Regions from separate parts of the Mus musculus genome. Here region 2 is linked to region 1. Evidence: chromatin contacts called from ENCODE Hi-C or POLR2A ChIA-PET data. All regions are on one chromosome and are shown on one strand. The core of a region is the stretch at or near the end of the contact, and the rest is flanking DNA. Distances in the headings are between cores, read along the strand shown.

The links. A loop is a pair of places that touch in the nucleus more often than their neighbours do. ChIA-PET counts read pairs that join two places held with the same protein, here RNA polymerase II (POLR2A).
Region 2: a map of regulatory T cell shows a loop between it and region 1 (2.0-fold over the local background). The contact joins two enhancer-like sites. A Hi-C loop is called at or near these places in 4 of 37 maps with a recorded cell type or tissue (CH12F3, T-helper 2 cell, regulatory T cell and 1 more). POLR2A ChIA-PET finds 5 or more read pairs at or near these places in 1 of 5 experiments (Patski).

The regions. Positions count from the first base shown.
Region 1 is chr2:128,209,642-128,213,810 of GRCm38, reverse strand. No RefSeq gene overlaps it. Among named protein-coding and RNA genes, the nearest start is that of Gm14009, 42 kb to the right of the region's middle. Within about 2 kb of position 2,035, at least 1 of the 3 ENCODE cell types and tissues checked has a DNase peak (open chromatin) inside an H3K27ac peak, as active enhancers do.
Region 2 is chr2:128,406,834-128,411,002 of GRCm38, reverse strand. All of the region lies in intron 1 of Morrbid (myeloid RNA regulator of BCL2L11 induced cell death), which reads left to right. Among named protein-coding and RNA genes, the nearest start is that of Gm14010, 14 kb to the left of the region's middle. Within about 2 kb of position 2,107, at least 1 of the 3 ENCODE cell types and tissues checked has a DNase peak (open chromatin) inside an H3K27ac peak, as active enhancers do.

The DNA of each region.
Region 1 (4,169 bases), core at 786-3,285:
GAGTGCTGTGAGGTCTACGTTCCTGCTGGCAGTATCCGTATAGTTCCTTAGCTTCTAGCTCAGCAAGTCCTTAAATTTCCATCTCCTTGAGAGGTGGTGCAGAGAGACAGCTCATTTCCTCTCTTTACATTTTTGCCATACATACATTCTCTTTGATGAAATGTCTTTGCGTCTTTTGCACAATTTTTAATTGGGTTGTTTAGTTCTCCATTGATTCTTCGCTAGTGAGATATATTAGATCTTAGAAAGACATTCATCTTAATCTATGCTTTCTCATCTTCTTAAAGTCAAAAGGTAAATGTTTCTAATTTTGTAAACTCCTGTTTATCAATATTTTTTTATATGTTTTATGGAGCATGTATTTGGTCTCAAGTTTAGCCTAGTCCCAAGCCCTGGATATTTTCTTGTTATTTCTAAAATAATACTTTTATAGTCTTACATCAATCTGCGATCCATTTTGAGTTCTTCAAAAAGAATGTGTGTATGTGTGTAATTTAGAAGTTGTTATATCTATTTCAATCTGTCTGACTTTGTAAATTAGAGATTGTTATGATGAATCTTTTTGATACATCTATTCTCTCTTTCTGTGTGTGTGTGTGTGTGTATGTATATGCGTGTGTGTGACATGTGTGTTCACATCTGTGCCGGTGCATACAGAGGCCAACGGAGGATGTCAAAACGCCTCCTCCCCATCCCTGTTTTATTGCCTGAGACAGGGTCCTTCGCTGTGTTTGGGCTAGGCTGATGGCCAGCAAGCCCCAGCATTCCTCTTCCTTTCTCAGCCCTCCATACTGCTTGGGTCACAGGCAGGAGTGGCCTCACTGGTTTTGAATGACCTTGCCTTGTTTGTGATCATAGGAGGAAGAGATTAAGCTTTTTACCATTAAGTCTGATATTCACTGTAAGTTTAATCAAACATACATATATTTCTCTTTTAAAAAGCATTTATTTCATTTAATTATGTATATACAGGGTGTGTGTGTGTATGTGTGTGTGTATGTGTGTGTATGTGTGTGTGTGTGTGTGTGTGTGTATGTGTGTGTATGCACACAGGAATCCAGGTACCCACAGGAGCCAGAGGTTTTGGATCCCTTAAAGCTGGAGTTACAGTCAGTTGGCAGCTGTGTGATGTGAGCACTTGAGAAGTAGTATGTGCTCCTAACCGCTGAGCTATCTCTCCAACCCTCTTTCCGGGTGGGGTAGGGGGAGAGAGAGATGTGGTGGCTGGAGGAACCTTATTATATCTGCAGCAGGGTCAGGTGCTGACATAAGCAGTTGCTAGGTCTCCGAGAGTAGGCCAAGTGGAATTGCCTGTATATTAACAGGGCTAGCGTTAGGGGTCCTGGGTTTGAAGCCTAACATGGAGATCCCCACTTCTCTGAAGTGACAGACTGAAGGTGACCACATCTTACATGGACAGCTGTGGGGGTGCTGAGGTGTCTTGAGAAAAGTGAGACACTGGGCCCCGAATAATACTGTGTTTAGGGAGGGCCTGGGATAGGGAGACGCCAGACTCTTTAAGACCTGCTGTCCTGAGAGGCGCCCAAGCTTAAGCCTGACTGCTATGGAACTCAAACATAGAGTTTAGCAGAATGCTGGGTTGGTACCTGATGTCAAGACATCCGCCATACCCACAGGGTGTTCTATCCCCGGCTAGTCATACAGGAGGAAGCTCAGGCACCGAGATAGGAGGCTGCCTTGAGGCTTCACCCTTCCAGGTGCTGCATTAGCATTTTAATAGGGGCTTTCTGAGCTGCATCCCCAGGGGTCACAGTGCCCCAGGCTGCAGCAAAGCAGGTGCTTCCAGCCGGGAGATCCCCAGCTAGTATCCCTGCAGAGAGGCTTCCTGCTGCCTCTGGGTAGAAGCGGGTGTGGGAAGGAGGAGGGCGGCCTCCTAGGAATGGGAGGGAGATAGACGGGCGCTGGGGAAACGGAAACAGGTTAATTCGTTCTCCTTCCTGGATGAATAACCATATCTGCCCAGAAACGGAGTAGGTTCCTGGGGTGTACTGTGTTAATTGCCAGCCAGGCAGGGATGAGGAGGGACAGGACAAGGGATGGGGATACTAGGTGATGGAGAGTGGTTTCGAGCCTCACCTTCCTTTGTGAGAAGAATGTGATGGGACAGTTATGGCCTCAGGGACAGAATGGTGCCGAGCAGGCTTTTCTCCCTGTTCAAACCCCAAAGCCACACCTGAAACCCAGCATTGTGCTACCTCACATGCCTTGGGGCCCTTGGGATTCTCTTCCTGGCCTCCTTGCTTATCTCTAAGCAGACCAGTTCCTGGACTGTGAGGAGCGCTCATTATCTCCCCGTTGCCAAGGGCACTCTCCCTCCTTCGCCTGCTTCTAGACATTCTGCCTCCCAACACTTCCCGTGGTTAGTGCTTGCTTCCTGGCCGTGGAATCCCAGTCTTACCGCCGTATGCCCACGGCCCCTGTTTACGCTAGTGCAGCTCAGGCTATAGAAATGGCGCTGGAGAGAATCCCTTTCCAAGCCCCCGCCCCCACCCTCCCCAGTGCACTCCTCCTTAGCCCCAGCACCTTCCCAGCTCCAGAGGGCACTTCCTCTTCGTTTTTCCTCTGTCCTCAGATGACCTCACCCTTCCCAGCGAAAGGTGCTCTCTGCAGCCTCCAGCGCTGTACAGGCCTCCACATAATCTGCATAACTGGCCTCCTCTGATTTCCTGCAAAATCTAGATTCTAGGTCACTTCTGTTTCCTAAGCCTCCCCAGTGTGCAGTCAGTCCCTCTCAGAAAAGGTGTGATTCTCAGAAAAGTTTCCTAAAGCCATGTTTGGAAGTGACTGTGTTTTAAAAACAAAAGCAACCCGGGACACTAAAAATTACTTTTCTGAAGCCAAATCCTGCAGGCTAGCAAATCCCAACTTCTCTGCCCTGCCTGTTTTCAAGATGCACAATAACACGATCCTAGCAAATTTCTGTTCAGGAGTCTTTCTTTTCTCTGACGAGGCCTTAGTATTTATCTAGTAGAAATATTTCATTTGGGGATTCTCTACCCTGTAACTTTTTTAAAAAATCAGTTATTTGGCATGTGGTTCCCATTTCTAGAGCGGACTTCTCTTCCATTGTCATATATAAAGGTTCTGACAATTCACGAGGCTTTTCCAACTTTAACCTCTGCTTTGCAGAAAAGATAGCTTTGTCCAGCGAGGGCCATCTAACACCCGTCTGTATCCGCTCTGTGTTTCCCTGAGAGGTTTGGCAGGCAGCCAACTCAACGTTTTTTTTTTCCTGCAGTGTTAATTTTCACATATTTATGACAATTTCCCCAATGACAAAAATCCCAAAGTGGGAGCAGTTGTCCAATTTAGAGCCCTGTCTTTCAAATTACAATTGACAGAAAATGCAGTTGAGGAAAACCCAGCCACTAGTGCACACGTGCAAGCGCACGCACATGGGCACACACACACACACATAATTTCATGAGCTCAGGAAGTCCATCACTCTCTAAATAAAGAAACACTCAAAAGATTGACATGGGCTGAAAGATCAATAGCTGGGTGACTAGTGAGAATATGCCTAAGACAGTGAAATGAAACTGATTGTAAGGTAGAAAACCACGCAGGGGGAATCTGAAGGCTTGTGGGAACCAGCGGGCAAACATGATGATCATTGTTAAAGTAATTAACCCAAACAACTTTTGGGTAAATTCCAGGGAGTCCTCACCAGGGAAACTGATCCTTCAACAAGTTGGTTTCCAGTAAATTCTTTTCAAGCTGAGTGGCTTCAGGGGAATGAATGATGATTCATTAGTTGGCAGACTCACCCATTTCTTTAACTTTTCCTTGTTTCCTGGGTCTTTCCCTATGGAGCAACAGGTACTAGGGTTGCTAAGTCCACACCTTCCTCCTATAGTCAGATGGGCTGGCCCTCATCACATTCAAGTGGAAATGGAGACTCAGTCTCCCCCTGCTTACCTGCTCTCTTTCCTATTGTAACTCTGTGGCTATTGGACCCAGACTCTCGTCCTTAATTAAAGATGCCTTGTCCTGGACTCTGGACCTCTCAACTATGCTATGATGTCTCCTAGATGTCCAGAGTTCAGCATGTTCATTACTGAACTCTCTTTTGTGCCCTAAACGTGTACCCACTGTCAAAGCCACAGAACCATTTTAAATCCTCTTTTCCCCACGATCACCAAATGCAA
Region 2 (4,169 bases), core at 858-3,357, 200 kb before region 1:
GGTCGACTTTTGAAACTCCAGGCCACTCTGGTCAGGTCAATATTTCAAGAACCCAGAGCAGATGGTACCACCTGGGCCTCCATTTGTGCGGATGAGGCTAGAGAGGGTACCATGTGTGAGGGCTAGGCTTGGGTGGCACAGTTTCTTTCATGGAAGCATTAAGAGGCTTACAAAGTGGAAGTGTTATAAAAATCAGTGAAATATCTCTAAGGGACTACCCCTCGATTCCCCAAGTGTATATTGGCTGAGCAGCCACCAATAACAAGTGGGGACACCTGTGTGCCAGATGATACCCCAGCCACCCCTTCAGCAAGGGTGTTCTTTTGTGGAACATGGAGACAGCGTAAGACACCTTCGCCATAGCTCCAGTCTATAGAGGAGACGAGGCTCACTGTGGTCTGTTGCCAGGATGGGTGTGAAGACCTTAACTACTGCTGGTTAGCAGCTATAGACCCAGACAACACCAGGGAAAATAAAGGAAATAAAGAACACTCTAGTTGAACCCAACTCTTTTTGCTGTTTAGAACCAGCAAAATTAGGACTGAAGAGATAGTTCAGCTGTTAAGAGCACTGACTGCTCTTCCAGAGGTCCTGAGTTCAATTCCCAGCAACCACATGGTGGCTCACAACCATCTGTAATGGGATCTGATGCCCTCTTCTGGTGTGTCTGGTGTGTACTCATATACATAAAACAAATAAATAAATCTTTAAAAAAAAAAAAAGAACCAGCAAAATTGTCTCCTTATTGAGTTGCATGTTCTAGAATGTCATCCCACCTTACACAGAAGTTGTTCAAGGAAGAGAATGCAGATGAAAAAGTCAAATACACTCTGTGGTTTCAGAAGTCATGAGTTTCACTCCTTTGTGTTCACATGTGGGACAAAGAACGTTCTGGAAGCATTAGTTTTTGGACCAAGGCTCATATTTGCGGTGAATGCATCCCTACCCTGTGTGCCTCCCACAGGAGTGCCAGCAGGTCCATCCCTACCCTGTGTGCCTCCCACAGGAGTGCCAGCAGGTCCATCCCTACCCTGCGTGTCTTCCACAGGAGTGCCAGGAAGTCCATCCCTACCCTGTGTGCCTTCCACAGGAGTGCCAGCAGGTCCATCCCTACCCTGTGTACCTTCCACAGGAGTGCCAGCAGGTCCATCCCTACCCTGTGTGCCTCCCACAGGAGTGTCAGGAGGTCCATCCCTACCCTGTGTGCCCCCCACAGGAGTGCCAGCAGGTCCATCCCTACCCTGTGTGTCTTCCACAGGAGTGCCAGCAGGTCCATCCCTACCCTGTGTGCCTTCCACAGGAGTGCCAGGAGGTCCATCCCTACCCTGTGTGCCTCCCACAGGAGTCCCAGCAAGTCCATCCCTACACACTGACTCTCTACAGTCTTTGCAAACACACTGATGCCCAAGCACTGTCGGGTGCAATCCTACAAGCACATTTGTGTGTGAAGCTAGATCCTTTTCAACCAAGGCAGTGAGCAGGACGCTACCTTGGTTGGCTGAGGGGCTCTGGGGCAGGTGTTGTAGTCAGTGTCCATCCTCAAGGACACCAATAGCCATTTGCTTTGCCACTAATCTTTATGGCTGCTAACACCCTGGATACACCTGCTCTGATATGAAATCTGCTAAAATATTCCTGTGTAGTGATTAGGGAATAATACTATTCAAATACTGAAAAGTCATACTCCCAGGCCTCAGCACACTGGCCAGGATGTAGCCCACTGGTGGAGCCACTTGCCCAGCTTGGGTTAAGCTCTGGATCCTGTCCCATCGCCACCAGAAAACAATTCATCTCAGTGCAGTGAGTTCTGATAGATATGAAATGAACTAGACAGGAATTTCAGTAAAGATGGTTGATCACTATGGAAAAGTAAGACCTAAGCAGTGAATGGCTTAAAGGAGGGAGGATACTCCAGGGCTCTCAATGATCAGGAGTGGACAGTGACTCTCCTGTGGATTTGTGCTCAGTCAGAAAAGAAGCAGAGTCCAGACCAGGCCTTGAGTAGCAGGTCAAAGTTATGTGCAGAAGTGTCCCAGGAGGGAGTAACCCCTCTGTGGGCTAAGAAGGCCGTGTGCCAGGAGGGGGCGCTACTGTCTGTGTCTGTCTGGGAGTGCTGGAAGGATCAACACACTGGGCTGATTTCTGAAGCACACTGTGTGTGTCTGAGGAGCTACTCCAAAGGCAGAGCTTGAAATTCAAACGTGACTTCCAAGGCACGGGGATAGTTTGAATTATCGAGTTAGTCTTTTATGAAGCCTTTCAGTGTGCAAGCCTGCGAGAGTTCAGAAGTGCAGAGGGGTTGCACAGCCAAGTTCACTGGTTCTGATAGTAAGAAAAGTCCAAGTGTATCTGGAATGTTCTTTCTTTCACCTCCTGTGCTGCTTGTTTTTGTCAACTTGACACAAACCTAAATATATCTGAGAAGAGTGGGAATAAGTTTGGCCTATAGGCAAAGCTGCAAGGCATTCTCTGGATTGATGATTGATGTTCGAGCACCAGTCCACGGGAGTCAGTGCCTTCCTTGAGCAGGCAGTGTTGAGTGTACTAGGAAGGAGGCTGAACAAGACACAAGGAATGCTGTTCCTCCGTGGCCTCCAGATTCCCGCCCCGAGTTTCTCTCTTGACTTCCTGGATGACAGGCTTATAAACCCTTTCCTCCCCAAGTTATATTCGTATTTTATCACAGCAACAGAAATCCTAAGACTTACAGTGTTCACGCCCAGACCACCTCCTGGGGTCTTTTTGTGTCCTGGGCACTGTTCTGACCCTGTCTCAGTGGCCACGCTTGGTTCAGCTGCTTCTTTCCATAACTCCCTGTGGTTCACTTGTACCATTTCTGTTAATAACTGAGATTCTCATTTCTCTCTTTTTGTTACAAAAGCCCAACCTCCTGTATAGTTAGGGTTTTGTTTGTTAGTTTGCTGAACTTAAAAGCTTGGAACCTGACATTTCTTTACTAAACTCTACTTTGGAAGATTTAAGTCATCACCCATCACCCACATCTCCAGATGGGTCTGGTCTCCTGTTCTCTTGTTTAGAATTCATGTCCCACCTGAGGTCAGTCCTAAGCAGATCTGACAGGTTACCAAATCACTGAACAGGTGACAGAGGGGACGAGATGGAAAGCAGCAATCTGGAGTGTGACTACACAGATGTGGCCCACGACTGGTGCTGTTCAGAGTTCTAGGGCCAGAGCCAGGCTTGAGGTCAAAGCAGAAGAATCCTAAGTTCAAGGCCAGCCTGGAGAACTTAACAAGAGTCAGTCTCAAAGTAATAGAATGAAACAAATAGACAAACAAAACTCTGGGGCTGTAGTTCAGTGGCAGGGTCTTGTGTGGTGTGCTTGAAGCCTTGAGTTCAATCTCTACTACCAAATAAAGTAAAAATAAATTAAAATAAAATAAAATAAAAAAGAGCCAGAGATCTTGCTGAGGTCTTACAGCCTCTTACCTGATTTCCTCACTTACCCTGCCTTGATGTTTTACCATAAGAAAACAGGCTGGGACCTACTTTACTGGGTCCAGGAACATGGACACCTTTTACGAAATCTCCTAAATCATGAGTTTTGGCAACCAGTTTTAGAATTTAAGTTTTAAACGTGGAGCTGAGAGTGCGGCTCCTGGCTGCAAGTCACTCAGAGACAGAAGCCTCATATCTGCTTCGTCACCCTGATATCCTGTCCTCTCTACCACATCTGAAGTTCCTCTGCTGCCTGGTCACACTCCCTGTGTCTTCTCAGTGCCCCCATTGTTCTAAAGCTGCAAACTGAAACAAGTCTGAGACGACACATTGGGTGTGACCAGGCCCAGACATCTGCGGTCCTTGCAGTGGTTAATTGCACGTGCTGACTGCTAGAAAATGGTTGCTGGTATTTAGTCCAATGTTATTCTGTTACTCTGTGTGTGTGTGTGTGTAAGTGTATGTACATATTCATGTGAGTGTGTGTATGTCTGTACACATGAGTACACATGAGTACACATGAGTATAGAGGACAGAGCTCAGTACAGGTGTCTTCCTCAATAACTCTCCACCATATGTACTTATTTATTTGTTTATCTACTTTGAGATAAGGTCTCTTCCTGAGCTAAGCTAGCTAACCAACGAACTACAGGGATCCATCTGTCTCTCTGCCCCTCGAGCCTGGGTTCTAGACAAGTGCTACAACACCC